2 separate regions of the Homo sapiens genome follow, and region 1 is linked to region 2. Evidence: chromatin loops called from intact Hi-C (ENCODE). Cell type or tissue: IMR-90. All regions are shown on one strand. Links, peaks and the distances in the headings refer to the core of each region. The heading gives the core; the rest is flanking DNA.

Region 1 (8,341 bases), core at 208-8,207, 130 kb before region 2:
AAAGTCATGAATTCATTTTCGTATATAATCCCCTGCCTTCTGAAGCTATCATATTCCTTAATTTTTAAAATTTCATTTCACTTCATTGTACCGTGAGATTCCACTGTTTCTCAGTATTGTTAAAATTGCACTCAAACAGAAAGAAGGTGATGCTTTAGTCTGAGAAGACTGCATATAAAAGCACAATTTCAATTAGAGAGTTTGACTACTTTAACATCTGGGATCCCAGTAGGAAACAGCTAGTACCTTCAAACTGGGTAATGTGAGGAGCATTTAATAAAGAGACTTTTTGCAAAGGTGGGAACAGATTGTAGGAAAGCCCTGGGGCCAGTTTCAGCAGGGAGCTGTTAGTATCCCTAGGCCTACAAGAGTAAGAGAAGGAAGAAGTTACCAGGACTCAGGAGAGAGGAAGCTGGGGAGAAGTCAGTAAGACCAGGGAAGAAGAGAGAACCATGTGGGGAGAGGGCACGTGGCCAGAGCTGTGGCTCCTGGTCAAAGAAAGCAGCCAACTGAAGGAGCTAGGAGAATAGATGCCCAGTGTCTCCCTGCTTCCTTCCTGGAACCTGCAGTGATGCCTCCATAGCCATATGCCCAAACTAAACAGGAAAACACCAGTTAAAGGTGCTCATTAAGATTGTGTGTACGGGCCAGGCTTTCAGGGCAAGAACAGAGTCAAAAAGGGACAGAATGGGCTTGGATAGGTGATCAGAAAATACCCAGTACAATTATGTGTTCATCAAACTTAGGTTATTTTTATTTTATCACCAGTATATCCATAATACACATGTTCATTAGAGAAAATTTATACAAGAAAAATTAAGTCAGAAGGGTAAAAAATCATCCATCAACCTAACACACAGAAAAATAAACTGGCTTTGCATTGACCCACACACCTAAAAAATCATGATTGGGCTGAAAAAAACAATAGACGGCAGAGCTAAGACGCACCCATCCCATGGTGTGCCCAAGTAACCTGGCTCCACCCCACAAAGATGAGCTCGGGCAAGCGTGGCTCCTCTGAACCCAGTTACACGCCCTGAAAACCAGGTCTCACTTTAAGGCCACAGCTTCCTATCTGTCTACATTCCTCCTGGTGAAACAATCGGGCTTAGAATAAGAACAGCTTTATATGTGGGAGTCACAGAAGATGGAATTTGGCACCTGGTGTTTATGTACCATAAAGCCATTACCGTGCCGAGCTCAACTCTACTTTCTGCCAAAATTACTGAGCAGGAGGAAAGTGAGCACATCTAGAAGCTGCATTTCTCTACCTAAGACAGCCAGGATATATGGGTTGACTCCCTAAGCAGAAGCGCTAATGTCAGTGACATCCGTATTTTTATTGAGGCACTCTCCCTGGCAACCTCTCATTCCTGTGAAAAACCACTAAGTCTGCAGGTCCCTGGTCTTCGGCAACTGGAACATTCTATAACATTCCATTTTAAGTTCATTTTCATTCTATTGTGCTCTACTGATAACTTCAATGTGGAACAAATTTACTGATTCTTTGATAGACTAAGAAATAATATTTCTAAACCTAAACTCTAGATGAGATCTCAGGGGAATCAGGGATTCACATAAGAACAACACCCATATTGCTGGAGCTTTCAGTAAGTGAATTCCTGGACAAAAGGCTTTGTAACTTTCCCTTTGTGATGATGCTTATGTTCTTATGCTAATGATAGTTATGTGTTTGTTTGCCTGTTTTTTTTATTTTGCTCTAAGATCTGTTTTGTAAATATTTGAGTGTTGTCCAGTTACTTTAAAAAAAATCAAATTACAGCCCTATATGTAAAGAAATACGTTTTTCAGATAGATGTCTTTTCACACCTATATAGTTTGCTAGTCACTTTATGAAACAGTTTTCAAACCCTATGGATGGATTTAGAAATTTAAATCTTCCCTAAAAAGTCAAATAGAATCTCAGTACAAAACGCCTTTTTAAAGGTTTATAATCATTGATAAAAGGTATGGTCAGGGCAAAAGATAAACCACAAAGTATTTGAATTTCTTATATTATCTTCACATTTGTGAAGTGGCTTTGCCTACAAGTCAATCATGCAGTTGTACCTAGTATTGATTTCTCTGGGTAGCTAACTACTAATCTCACATCTGCTGGCACAGGAAGAGAGAACAGTTGCCAGCCCTCATGAATGCTTTGTCTTGTATGTTGCTCCATTTATTCTAACATCCTTGCACACCACCATGTTTGATAAAGGTTTAGGTAAACCCATATGCAGGAAGCTTTTTATTTACACACACACACACACAATGCAGCTTATAGATCTATGACAACTGGAAGACCTCTAGTGTGCTGAGTCCTACCACCAGCTGAACAAAACTCCAGTGAAGGCGGAGGAGAGGGGAGGAACACTGAGCCAGAATGGGGTGCTTATGGTCTTTTATCTTAATTTTTGTGACATGATCCAATTATATCTATTCAATAGTGCCCTCTAATTACTAGCAGAGATGAATAATGAAAGATTCTCCTTGTATTCAAGCTCTCCCCAAGTCCGCTTCCCTCCTTGACTCGCTCATGTGAACAGTCTAGATTCACATATAGAGCATACCTAGAGCTTGTGGCACACTTAGCCAAATAAAGGGTCACTTAAAATACTGGAAACGCCCTCCGGGCCTCCAATAAGAGGCTGTGGCCCAGAGCTGACCTTGTGAATAGCAGGGTGGAATGGAAAGGGACCCTGTCCTGCCTCCAGGCACAGTGTCTGTAACCAAATGGGTGCTGCCCAGTAGAGTTACACTTTTAATATGCAAGATTTGATTGTTAGGTTTCAGTGGTAACTTAGGAAAATGAAAAGAAAAAAGCAGATCCATGGAAGTTAAGATAATTATTAACACAGAGGAAGCCAAGGCAGTGAAAAGGAAGGGAGAAGGCTCCACCCCAACAGGAACAGAAACAGGAATTCAGATAGATAAACCCAAAACAGGGGGTCTGGCTTGGATGCAAGCTGGGAGACAGGAAGGAAGAAATTCCAAGTCTGAGGTGAAGATGTCTTTAATGAAACTTGTCAGTACCTGCACCCAGAACTTCAGAGTTGAAATATACCATGGAGAGCCTTGAATCCAACTCCCTGACTTGACAGAGAAGAAGGTGGAGGCCAAAGAGATGGTGTGACCAGACCAGTGGCCCACATCTAAATGGAGGCAAGAGTAGGACTAGAATCTGGATCTCCTGACTACTAATTCAGTGATTTTTTTGTGACGATGGGTGATTTTAGAGAGTGTCATTTCTGCAAAGGGGAAGGAATTACTTTATTTCATGTTCCTATTTGGATCTCCATACACTGGATCAGTAAGGTAATTATTTCACTTTGGGGAAGAGAAAAGCCCAGGGGTCCACTCAAAGGAGGCAGGAGTGAGGGTCAAGTTCAGCAGATATCCATCTGCTGGATATTACTGTTGGAAACTGGAGTGAAGGGAAAGGAATTCTGTTTGATGGACACACTGACCTTAGGGTCCTCTCAACCTCCCATCAGCCAAAGAATCTCTGACCACAGAAGCCTGAGGACATTTTATTCTGGAAAGACATTTCAAGCTTCCCCAAAGCATAGCCCAGTTATAAGGCTGAGTCCCAGTCGGCCACTTAACGTATTTTCCTAAGAACAAACAAGAAAATACAAACAAACAAAATCCAGCAAAGAATCACTTTCATTCTGACAGTTTGTCCTCATACTAAAAGTGCCTAGTACGATTAAGACCATTTCCTCTGTGCACACTGAAATAACGCTCCGATAAAAAGCTTAAACTGCAGTGTGGCTGCAGGGACAGGAAAACAGGACTGCCTCTATGGTTTCATATACAGATTGTGTCACACTTAATGCTGAAATCATAAACTATATATTTTTACCCCCTCCAAGCTGCCTATTGTGTGCATATAAACAGGAACCTGGCAGCATGTCAGGGGTGCAAATTGATTTCCTTTCCCAAATAAAATTTTAAAAAGCAAATAAACAAGGTTATGTTGGCTAATGAAAGATTACATGCCAGGCTGGGGAGAATTCTTTTAAAATGTATTTTCTTGAGCAAAGGCAACACAAGGCATCCATGAAAGGCTCTTTCATAAGCAACATGTTTACACAAAAATGCATTACTTGAAAGTCAGGAAAAGGCCTGGTGCATCTCCCATGATATATTTGGATCATGTTTTATAAAAAATAAATTAGGGGTGGGTAGAAAGTAGGGAGTCCCTGCAGTGCTGGGGAATTTAGAAATTAACTGAAGCTGCATAGAAGTAGGATGAAGTTGTTCTTGTTTAGAGAATGTTATGACCTTAGTGTTTTTATAATTTACCATCAAGACCTAAGTAGCCCACCTTGAAGGTGTATTATTGGCATGAAGAAAGCTGGGAGAGAAAACTGAATTGCGCCCACCACGCTCAGAGACATATGAATGGCTATTCTGGTTGACTATCATCAGTGGAAACATCTGCTGGAGAGTGGCCTATTTCCTAACAGAGATGTTGAGACCAGCTGGAAGCAGTTTTAGTAATCTAATGTGTAAGAAACATTTCCAGGATCATGCCTACCTCGTACTTCATCGCAGATAATTCATTTCAACCTTGTCCTGGGACAAAAGCCATCCCTAGTGGACTGTGACCTCCAGATCAAATCATCCTGTACCATCTCCTTCTTTCTCCATCTTCCCATCTTTAAATTCCTTTCTGCCAGTGAAGCCAGGTAGCATGAACCCTGATGGCACTCTAATGAGTAAAGTCATAAGACAACATGACATGTGGCTGAAAGATGGGGCTAAAGAGCGTCAAGGGGAAGGCTCAAGACTGCCCAGGAGACAGATGAGTTGCTATCTGCTGATGGCCATTTATGAGCAGGAGGCATTTTGCTTGTTGTTTTGAGCCCCCGTGATGTACCCTTCTCTCACAGTTACTGTCCCTCCTCAGGGGATGGGCATGGTGTACCAGAGACCAGAAACATGGGAGGAAAGTCTCCATAGTCTCGGGATGGCCTCGATAATAACAAAAGGAGATAAATCTGCACAGGAAGTGTAACTCAGCAAGCTAGTTAGAAATAAATTGGTGGCTCACTCATGCCTGTAATTCCAGCACTTTTGGAGGCCAAGGCAGGTGGATTGCTCGAGCTCAGGAGTTAAAGACCTGCCTGGGCAACATGGCAAAACCCCGTCTCTACAAAATATACAAAAATTAGCTGGGCATGGTGGCAGGCGCCTGTAATCCCAACTTGGGAGGCTGAAGCAGGAGAATCACTTGAACTGGGAGGCAGAGGTTGCAGTGAGCTGAGATTGCACCATTGCACTCCAGCCTGGGAGACAGAGTGAGATGAAAGAAAGAGAAGAGAGAAGAGAGGAGAGAGAAAAGAGAGAAAGAGAGAGAGAAAAGAGAGAGAGAGAGAAAAGAGAGAAAGAGAGAGAGAAAGAGAGAATAAAAAAGAGAAAGAATAAAAAAGAGAGAAAAAAGAAAGAAAGAAAAAAGAGAAAGAAAAGAAAAGAGAAAGAAAGAAAGAAAAGAAAGAAAGAAAAAGAAAGAAAGAAAAGAAAGAAAGAAAAAGAAAGAAAGAAAGAAAGAAAAATCATAGAGGTGACCCTGAGACCCTGCAGACCCAAAGGTCCTACGCAGGTTTTAGGAGTGTGTGGCATGGCAGGTGTGAGAGCTGGGAGGCCTGAGACAGTGAGTTCTCCTCCCTTGTCCCCTCCCGACTCACCAAGCAACCTTGGTCAGGTCTCGGGACCACTCAGAGCTTTCTTTTTTCCACCACTTTTAAATAGAAGGTAAACACTGTCAGGCTGATGGCTGCAGTGATTAATGGGGTAACATTTGTAAAATGCTAAGAGCTTTCCAGAGCTCAAATGCAAATGCTTTAGACCAAATATTCTGGATAATAGTTAAAACACAAAAAGGGTTAGTCACCAGTTGGCTGAGAATATGAACCCGGGAAGGAATTACAGAGGGGAGGTGTGTTTTGTGAAAGGATTTGGCTAGGGGTGGGCGGACATCAGAGGAAAGGAAAAAGAAGGGGAAGGAAGCTTGGGGACTTGCAAAATCTGAAACACGAACTATTCTGTTTCCAAAAGAAGCCATTAACTTTTAAAACTCTGCACCTTTTTCAACAACACCAAAGATAATTTAATTACAGAAAATGTTTTTCTATACACATAATCCTATAGGGTTTAATCCAATGTATGTGTGAGAGGAGATTATACTGATTTTTTTTTTTTTTCCTATCCCAAGAATATAATACTTGAATCTGTGGGAGATGCCATATACCAATCGGCTTGGCACTGGTAATCATCAACTTCACTTGCCCCTTTTTCTGTGGAAATGGAAGAATCAAATTAATCATTGGCAAATTTGATAACAGATGTGTTTCTCAGCAAATCCACATCAAGTATTCAGAAAGTAATTACCCCCTAAAGCTTGTTGTGTTCCTATGAACATTTGGCATCAACTGAAGCCTTCAGCCGGCGTTGTTTTTATCTGACTTGAAGCTGAAGCCTCGGGGTGATACTCCAAGTGCTGCTTTAGATTATAAAATCTTAACGGCCCCTGGCTTTAGGGCACTGTGTTTATTGATGCTATGTAAGCAATTTACAGTCCCTTAATAGCGCATTCACCACAATGTTACAGTGTTTAACTTGTTAAATTATATTTAGAGCTTCAGGGAAAATTACCTCATTGGCTTCACTAGCATGGGTTATTGATATCACACAGGAGTTAGGCAATATCCACCTGACTGGGGACAGCCCAAGAACATTTTATAGGTGGGAGGCGGAGAAGGTGAGGAAGTAAGGGATGGATGAGGGAGATAGAAGAGGCAGAGATGCAGGGAAAGTAGTCGGGGAAGAGAGAAGAGGCTGAGGAGAGCTCGACCGACATCTTACAGAGTCACTTTTAAACTGTAAAGCAAAGGAATTGGCAATGGTGGCCATTTTGAGTCCAACTTCTCTTTCAGCCCCCTCCACAACCAGGCATTGCTCCATTCCCAATTCCCAATCTCCCTGTCCCTTAGAAGGGTATCCTGCATCTAGGGGTCTGGGAGACAGCACTGACCTCAGCTACTATAACCACTCAACCAATAGGCTTGGTGTTTAGTGTTTAGCTCTTCAGGGCTAAAATATTCCAAGGGAAACTATGAAAACGTTAATAAGAAGAACAAGAAGACAGAGAAGGAGGAGAAGGAGGAAGAGGAGGAAAAGAACAGCAGGAGGGAGAGGAGAAGGAGAAGAAAGAAGAGAAGAGGAGGAGGAAGAGAGGAAGAAGAGGAGTAAGAAAAGGAGGAAGAGGAGAAAGAGGAGGAAGGAGAAGCAGCAAAATCTTTGTCAGACTAAGAGTGCCATAAAGTATGGATAAAATATCTTCGAGCCTGAAGCTTAGTGATGTCATGAGGCTTCTTCAGAAAAGCAGCCAAAGGCCAAGGTATTAAAATCCACTGAAGAGGCTAGAAAACAGGCATGTGAAACCAACCAAGTGGCTGATGTGCTCTAGGGTCTTAGTTCATGTGACATCTGCTGGCTCACAAAGGGCTAAGGGTTTGAAGCAAACCATCAGCAATGACACGCTTTGCAGCATGTAACCTCTAAGAGAAAATAGCATTCTTTTTCCCCCTTATGTAAGCTCTGTATTAGGTTTCTCATGCTCAGGATACTTGATAATAATTAATAACCAAAATAAAACAGGATGTTAAAAAAAAAACAGGCATCCAGTGAAATAAACAACATTTCTCACCAGGTCATTTTGGCCAGCATGATTACTGACAAGGAATTAGAGAAGGAAACAGCAGGCTGTGAACATTTCCAAAGGTAGAAAATTAGAAGAGGGGAAAAATGCTATCCTGAACATAAGCATATAGCTTCCTAAGGAAGTGAAGAACAGCGAGGTGTGTAGGTACTAAATACCAGATGCGATCCCTAGGAGAAATTTCAGTCTTAAGTATAAATCAGAAATTCCCATTCTTTGTAAATTTGACAGATTTGAGTGTTGGACCTAATCATTCATGTTTAATGTGTAGGGTTGCAGTTTCCAAACTGTGTGCTCCAGGATGCTGTACTGAACTCACAGGGATGCCACAGAATATGTTATATTTTGAAGAATACACAGCAGTATTTGACATCTGTTGGACACTGAGAAAACTCAAGATTATCAGCATTTCAACATTAGATCATACTTATATGCTTTTAGATTATTTCACATCTTCACAAAGCTGAATTTTTGGCAATTGCTGTTAAAAGCCAACATCATGCAAAAATAAATGTGGAATGGAAATGAGGGTGGTGGTGTCCAATTCGATTCTAAGATTTGAAAAATTGTGCAGAGCCCAACAGGTACCTACATGTATTCCATTAGGAAGTAATT
Region 2 (8,341 bases), core at 263-8,262:
CACTCTCTGGACCCCTCATCTTCCAGTTAATCAATCCCCAAGTCATACTGCTCTTGCCTCTTACATGGCTTTTGAATCTGGCACCATCATAACTCAAGCCCCCATCATCTCTTGTCTGGATAACCACAATAGCCCCTAACTGGGTTTTCTGTCTCCAGGCTTGCACCCCCTCACCCTCCTCCTGAAACACTAAATTGCAGTGACTTACCTGGTACAAGTTCTATGAGGAGTGGGACTGTGTCTGATTTTGATCATGTATCCCTGGTACCCAGCACATAATAGATGCTCAGTTAATATTTAATGAAGGAAGGGATGAAGGAAGGAAAGGAATTTAGGCTCAGACAGGGTGCTGATATTTGTGTTGGAAAGGAGTTGCTTGGTTTATTTGTGGTTGTTGCTGCTTCTTAGTAACAAAGAGCACACTTGGTTCCATAAGTGTATGTGGCTAGCATGGAGGCAGAGAGGATGGACAAAGAGAAGCAGGAGAAAAGGAAGAAGGGAGGGAAGGATACCTGAATTCCAGTTATATGTCTGGCACTTACTTTAGCTGGGACTGCACATACCACTTAAGCCCTGGGATTCTTAGTTTCTGCATCCACTAAAATGGGAAGGATAATATCTATCCTTCATATTTCACTGAGTTGTTATATCACCCTAATAAGATAATTTCTATTAAATTACTTTGAAACTCCTAAACAATGTAAGGTGTTATTAATCAGTGGTTGTCTAGGTATGGGCTATTGGGCAAACAGGCAGTTACTCTCATAGAGAAACATAAATGAGAATCCAATGAATGTGAATTTCCATTCCGGATTATACACTTCACCGGAAGTTCATTAGCTCTGGTTACTTTCACAGCTTAATACATGTAATGTATGCACCAACACATGTAGGATGAACCACATGAAACTGATCATATTCATTCAACCGCAGCAATTTTAAGTTTATGTGTCCATATAACCATAGCATTGTTAAGCATCATTATTGAGCCCAGACATTTTTTCATTCTGGAGTCCATGGCTTCTGGGTCCATGAACCTTCTCATGAATATTTGCCTATATGTTATTTTTATGAAAACTGGCTCATAGCTTTTACCTAATTGTTTAAAGTGTTCATAATCCAAAAAAAGCCAGGAGCAACTGGTCCAGCCCTCCTTCTTACTGCTTCTAGAAACTCTTCCTATAATAATTCTGACACCCCATGCCAGGGAGGTCACTAATTTCTGAGACAGTCCTTTCCATTGATGTATAGGTCTACTTGTTCCAAAATTCTTCCCTCTTTGGAGCCAAAAGAGCAAACACAGCACACTCCATCTCTCCACACAGCAAACCATCTCCTTCCTGCAATTTTCTCTGTTTTTCCCCGAAGCACAGAGAATAAGTCAGAAATAGTATCCTCTTGTCCACAGAATGTTCCTTGATATTATGCACAAGCCTGGGCCTCCTCCTTTCTGAGTCAAATATCTCTAATTTCCTCCACCATTCCCCCTGTGATCTGTCTCCAAAATTTTCAACTCCCAGGTTGTCCCCCGCAAAGCAACTTCTCATTGGTCAGTGTTACTGTGAAGTGTGGGTTTACATTCCCTGACATAAACTACAAGGCTTCTTGCCTGACTTTTTCGTTGATCTCAGTTGAGTATATATATATATACACATACACACACATACACACTCTCTCTATATATATGGTATTTTATATATATACCATATATATGGTATATATAGAGAGAGAGAGTGTGTGTGTGTGTATATATATATGCACACTATATATATGGTGTGTGTATATATATATATATGGTATATATATATATAGTGTGTGTGTATGTATATATATATGGTGCTAAAGGCTATCAAGTAAATTTCTTAAAAACTGCTCAAATAAGGTCAAATGCATTTTCAAATGGAATGATACAGCTTTCTACACACAGGGCTCACCCAGATCCAAGCCAGAAAAGAGGCATGCAGTGTTACGTGCCTAGCTTTTAGCTACCCTGGATTCTCCTATGTGTCAAAATCACATCACACACATACCAATGTCGTCTGTCTACATTATCCCAAAGTGCAAAAGTCCTGTTTAGATTTTTGACCTTCCCATTATGACAGTAAAGTGGATGCATCCCCAAAATCTCACAAATCACCATTAAAGAACTTACTTACATAACCAAATACCACCTGCTCCCCCAAAACCTATGGAAATAAAACATTTTTTAAATGTGGTATATGTATACCATGAAATACTACTCAGCCATAAAAAAGAATGAAATCATGTTTTTGTAGCACCTTGGATGGAACTGAGGCCATTATCCTAGGTGAAGTAACTCAGAAATGGAAAACCAAATTTCTGGATGTTCTCATTTATAAGTGGAAGCTATGCTATGGGGTATGTAAAGGCAGACAGAGTGGTATAATGGACATTGGAGACTCAGAAGGGAGAAAGTTGGGAAAGGGGGAGGAATAGGAATCACCTAGTGGGTGCAATGTACAGTATTCCAGTGACAGATGCACTAAAAGCCCAGACTTCACTGCTACATAATTCATCTATGTAACCAAAACCACTTGTACCCCTAAAGCTATTGAAATAAAAATAAGTGAATGCAAATTAAAAAAAAATTAAAGTGGATGCATCTAACTTGAAACAAATGGTCTGTACACTCTATTTTCCCCCATCTGGGGAATGGGTACAAGCAAACTTTTTCCCCATTTCTTATAACTGTGGTAAAATATATATAACATAAAACTTGCCACCCTAACCTTTTTTTTTTTTTTTTTTTTTTGAGATGGAGTCTTGCTGCAAAGCACAGGCTAGAGTGCAATGGTGCGATCTCAGCTCACTGCAAACTCTGCCTCCTGCCTTCAAGCGATACTCCTGTCCCAGCCTCCCGAGTAGCTGGGACTACAGGTGTGTGCCACCATGCCCGGCTAATTTTTTGTATTTTTAGTAGAGAAGGGGTTTCACCATATTGGCCAGGCTGGTCTTGAACTCCTGACCTCAAGTGATCCTCCTGCCTTGGCCTCCCAAAGTGCTGGGATTACAGGCATGAGCCACCATGCCCGGCCTCACCTTAACCATTTTTAAGTATACAGTTCAGTAGTGCTAAGTATATTCACACTGTTGTGCAACCAATCTCCAGAACCCCCTATGTTTTTAAACAAGCATTAAATAACTACAACTATGTGAAGGAATATAAGACTTTCTAAATAGATCTCCTAAAATATCTTCTAAATGTTAAATAAAGATAAAGCAGCCACATGATTTACTCTTAAGCCTTCCTTTTAAAGATACAACCACGTTTGTGCTTAAAAAAGGGAAAAAAGAAAGAAAGCACATTTCCTGGAAAGGATAAAAATGAACTTTAGGTTAAAGACTCAACCTGTCTGTCTTAAGAATGTCCCTTCCAAAGGGCATGTCAAGTAATTATATGTACTCTTTTTCTCCCTGATTTTTGTAAGTGCTTCCAAAGCATATGAAAAAAAAAAAAAAATTGTACTTTGCCCATGCTGCCTCCATCCAATCAGCAGACATTACTGTTTTGTTTTGGTTTTTTAGTGTTTGAATGGTTTGGAGATCAGCATTGGTGTTTAGCAAAAAGTACAATTTCAAATTACATGCTGCTTCATGGTGCCAAAACACTGCACCCTCATCTTTGATGACGTCAACACAGCACAACCCTGAGAATGGTGGTTGTTAGTCATCCGATTTTGCAAAACTGGAAGACAAAATTGTAAACAATGTGTGCTTAGACAGGCCTTCTCAGAAAAAAGGAGTGTCTTAAATATGGTTTCAATTTTTTTAATCTCACAATATCTTTTAATCAACAATATGTATCTGAATCAATGTTACAAATAGATATTTGGCCAATAGGAGTTACAATGTGTCCATGGGCATCCTAAAAAAAATGATAAGCACATTTGCAAGTGTATGCCCTACTAACATTCTGGTCCTCACTGGCCCAGGTTTTTATTTATATACATATTTATTTTCATATAAGCATAAACACCATAAGCATGTATATGTATGAATATTAAAATTGCTTTAAATTTAGCATGATGCTTGGAGGAAAGAATCCAAAATAATCGCCCCCTGGCACTGGTCGAAAATTGCACTATTAATCAACAGCTCACCCATCAAAGACACAGAAATGCAGACAGAGACTGCAAATGGCCAAGCCAACGTATCACCATTGTTAGGAGAAAACAAAAACCAAATACTTAAACACAGATGGCTCCAGACCAAGTGTGAAGACAGTACATTGGCACGACAAGGGCTAAAGTGTTTTATAAAAGATAATTTAGGAGGTAGGGCTAGAGTCTATCTTGCTCAACAAATGAATCTGTACAGACCTTTGCCTTCAATCCCCAAAACAGATGAGTAACTTACATCATTAATCTCATTGTCTCTCCACACAATACTTTTAACAGTCAATCACAAAGTAGCCTGAGAGAAAGTTTCCCTGGATACTACCAAACACACAGGTTTGCAACAGATGTCTCCATGCAACTTTTAAAACAGATTCCATGTTAAGAAGTTAATATATCCTTATGTATTTACTAATCAATCCAGCTACATGTAGCCTGAAGCTGGAAAGTAAGAGGTATTAGCAAGGAAACCATTTAACTGCAAATAATGCATGGGAAAGCACCCGAAAGAATGTTATTTATAAATACAAAGACAAGCGCAATAGTACAAGCAATTGGAAAATCCCTACCTGGAAGCAACCCAAAGCAGTGCTTCTATCTGGAATATCTGGAATACATGGCACTAATAAATGTGAGCTCTTTTCTCATACCGACCACCCATCTAATCAATGAGCAGGATGCCTAGCCTTGGCAATCTCTTAGTTTTCCCATCTATAAAATGGGGATTAGAGATATGTGTTAATAAATGAAAGCTAACATTCTTCCAATGAATGACATTACAGAAAACACAAATATCACCACAAAATGTAGAAAAACATGTAATTTTATATTTAAAACTAGTTTATAGTCATGCTTTAAAGGCGATATGGTTGAATAGACATGTATTTGGACATAGATGGCTCTGCAGGGGATAAGGAGAGAGAGGGTCAGAGTGAAATGACTCATGAATTTGGGGATGCAGAGGCTCTCTGCAGCATGAAGTCACAAGAGGCTGACACCAAGGTCTCTCCTCCCCTCCACAAACAATTCTGTCTGTAGACTTCACAAGAAGGTGCGTGAGGAGTTTGGAAATTATTTTTTATTTTATACTTTTTGCATCCTTTAGTGAATGCACAGACTGGTGTATTATAAAAAACAGGTATATTAAAATAAAGCATTCTGATGTGCATTGAAAAACATTGATTCTTCTAATATTTTAAAAGGTGACAAATAAAAATGAATACCTTAAGTCTAGGAGGTTATAACTAACATCTTGACATGAGAAAATCTGGTCTAGGCAATAACACAAGTTTGTTAAAAGCTTGGAAGGAAGAAAATTCTGGGGGATCCAGATGTCTCAACTGGAGTAAAAATTTCCCTCCCCAAACAACTAAAGGCAAGTATCTGGGGCAAAAGAGTAAGCTGGCAAAATACTGTAACTGAAATGTGAGAATCCTGACCTTTTCCGAAACAGAGGGTTTCTACGAGGTTACATGTAAATCAAATCCTAAATTAAGATTTCTAGTGAAGCAGACCATTTAAAACACCCACGTTTGAAAGTTACACAAAACAGAGCCCATTTGTGGTGCAAAGAATTATTGTCTAAGTTATTCATTCTGTAAATTTTAATCTTTATCAGTTATATTTTCTTAAATATGTGTTGCAGGGTGCAGCATGCTTGTAACAACTGCTTGCTGCCCTTGAACTCTGAATGAACGCTTTACTGCAATCCCTTTCCTGAAATAGAATCATAGAATATTAGAGTAGAAGATTCCTTAGAGATCAGTTAGAACCGTGGTTCTCAACCTCTGCTACACATTGGAAACACTTGTGGAGCTTTTAAAATATACAGAGGCTCAGGCCTTCACCCCAAACCAATTAAATCAGAATGTCAGAGTGGAAGGGTATCAGTGTTTTTTAATAAGTTCCACAGGTGGTACTACTGGGCTGCCAGGATCATAAACCACTGATTTACCCTGTGTTGTCTGATACCATAGTCACCGACCACACGTGGATATTGAGCACTTGAAATGTGGCTAGTCCAAATTGAGATATGTTGTAGTTGTGAAATACACACTGGATTTCAAAGATTTAGTACCAAAAAAAAAAAAAGAGAGAGAAAGAGAGAATGTAAAGTAGTACATTAACATTTTTATATGGATTATATGTTTAAATGATAATATTTTGGATATATCAGGTTAAATCAAAGTGTTATTAAAATGACTTCACCTGTTTCTTTTTAACCTTTTTAATGTGGCTACTAAAACGTTTAAAATGAAATGTGCAGCTCACATTTGCAGCTCTCACTACCGGACAGTGCTGGGTGAGCCCGACATTCTCATCACAAATGAAGAAACTGAGGCAGAGAAGCACAATAAGCTCAAGGCAGCTCTCTGGGAATTGCGTCCCTCCTCCAGTCTCAGGCTGCTCATTGTTGCAGAGCCACGAATGGACAGAGCTTGTTATGCCATCAATCTAATTTCAACTCTTCTTCCCCCCTTTTGTTTTGCTAATTGTTTCTTCTAAGATTTGATATAAAAATCTATTTTCCTTATGGAAAAATATCTCTGCTCTGCTGTGTACACATTTGTGACTTGTTACTGCAGGATTATTCATCAAGGCAGAGTAGTTGAAATGGATGTTAAAGAATGAATCTAGGGAAACACTACCTGAAGGAAAATGCAGAGAATAGACAAAGAGAACATTTTGTCATGCTGTAGTTTAGAAAATGACCCTGGAGGCCCCCAGCGTTCTGACAGTCACCTTCGACACAGGATCATTCCCTGATATGATTTTAGAAGCTTGAGCCTATAATATTGTTTCTCCTCCTAGGAGTCAGTGTTTTTCTGCACAATGTTGTCATTGCAGTGAGGCAAATCAGACCCTTCATGATGGTGCACCACACCATAGCTAGATACCCTGGTGGAAACGGACTTTATCCCAATGCCTTCTACTGTCTGATGCATGAATTAATACCTGGCCAGTCAGAAGCCAACTTACTTAAAGGAGAAGATCTTGTTTTGATAAAGTGAAATGGTCCTACCAGATCTGGCAAATAGAGATTACATGTATTTCTTCTAATAGTCAGCTAATTCAAACAAAAACAAAAATTTTGTTGTTGTTGTTGTTGCATGTATTTTTCCCCCTTAGGAAGCCAACAGAGAGAGGACTGCATAAAACTGGCTGAAATGTGTTCTATTGGAGAAATCATGCCTGCAACACAGGAGCTCCTCAGTGTAATAAAAGAATAAAAAGAGACCTGAATTCTGATATAAAATCGCATGCAAACAGCTGGAGAGGAAACCTGTGGGTGAGGCCAAACAACACATGCAGTAGGTGCATTCAGGATTTCTATTTAGACATTGTTATTCCCCATCTTAAATACAGCACAGACTAAATATCATCTTAAATCAAATGTGTGGTGCTCTAGAGCCCTCTGTGTTGCATGCATGAATTTTTTTGGTTATGATTGGTCAAGTTTTGCCAGTCAAACCTCAAAGAACATACTTCCAGACTCAATTCACTTCTCGTCACCTCCAAACACACTCATATATATCCATCTGGAAAGATAATGTATTACAGACAGATCCTAGGCAAAGGTACACCTTCTAGAGTGAAAACATCACCCGTTTCTCTATTTGACAAAAAAGGTTATTTATTTTAACTTTAAATAATATTTCAGATCCCGTCCTCACAGATAATAGAGAAAAGACAGGTAGTAGAGAAAGTCACTGCCTTGTTCTTGAGACAGTCTTTCAGACCATTTTTAGTCCTGCCTGGTTTTTACTCTCAAATGAAATCTGGATGGTGTGGTTTTACAGGGTATGTCTCATAACAATGATGAAAAAAGGAGAATTTAAGTTAAAATTAATTAAGGAGGCCCTTATTAGAAAAAATAACATTGCAGATATTATATAAGAATGAATGAAATAGAAACTACAGTTTTTATGATTAAGGTGTTCATTCCAAAGATCTGATAAAAATTTGTCTTTGAAAGATTAGTCATCAAAAGGCTTGAAAAGAGTGAAGGATACAAAGTCATAGGTTATGCCCCATTCCTGACAAGGGCATTTATGGCAGGAGCACCCGACCTGGAGGCAGGGACCAGGCTTCTCAGCCTGGTTTGGCTCTCTCTAGCTCTGGGCCTTGGGTGAGCCAGGGGTCTCTTCTGTAAAATGAAAAATTGGTCTATCAATCCGAGGCCCTCCCCTAGCCCTACCATCCGT

The links. A loop is a pair of places that touch in the nucleus more often than their neighbours do. Peaks named below come from ENCODE experiments on the same cell type or tissue, not always from the same donor. Only the 100,000 strongest peaks of a DNase experiment are listed, where the experiment ranks them.
Region 1: a loop joins it to region 2, with 2.3 times the contacts of the local background. A loop is called at or near these places in 2 of 110 quality-filtered maps.

What each region holds. Positions count from the first base shown.
Region 1 is chr7:28,549,040-28,557,380 of GRCh38, reverse strand. All of the region lies in intron 4 of CREB5 (cAMP responsive element binding protein 5), which reads right to left. Among named protein-coding and RNA genes, the nearest start is that of CREB5, 140 kb to the right of the region's middle. In IMR-90, for the core only: no CTCF peak of the experiment used is centred there; no DNase peak of the experiment used is centred there; H3K27me3 peaks cover 300 bases.
Region 2 is chr7:28,415,240-28,423,580 of GRCh38, reverse strand. The region is part of intron 1 of CREB5 (cAMP responsive element binding protein 5); the gene reads right to left. Among named protein-coding and RNA genes, the nearest start is that of CREB5, 6.9 kb to the right of the region's middle. In IMR-90, for the core only: no CTCF peak of the experiment used is centred there; a DNase peak (open chromatin) is centred at 3,660; H3K27ac peaks cover 182 bases.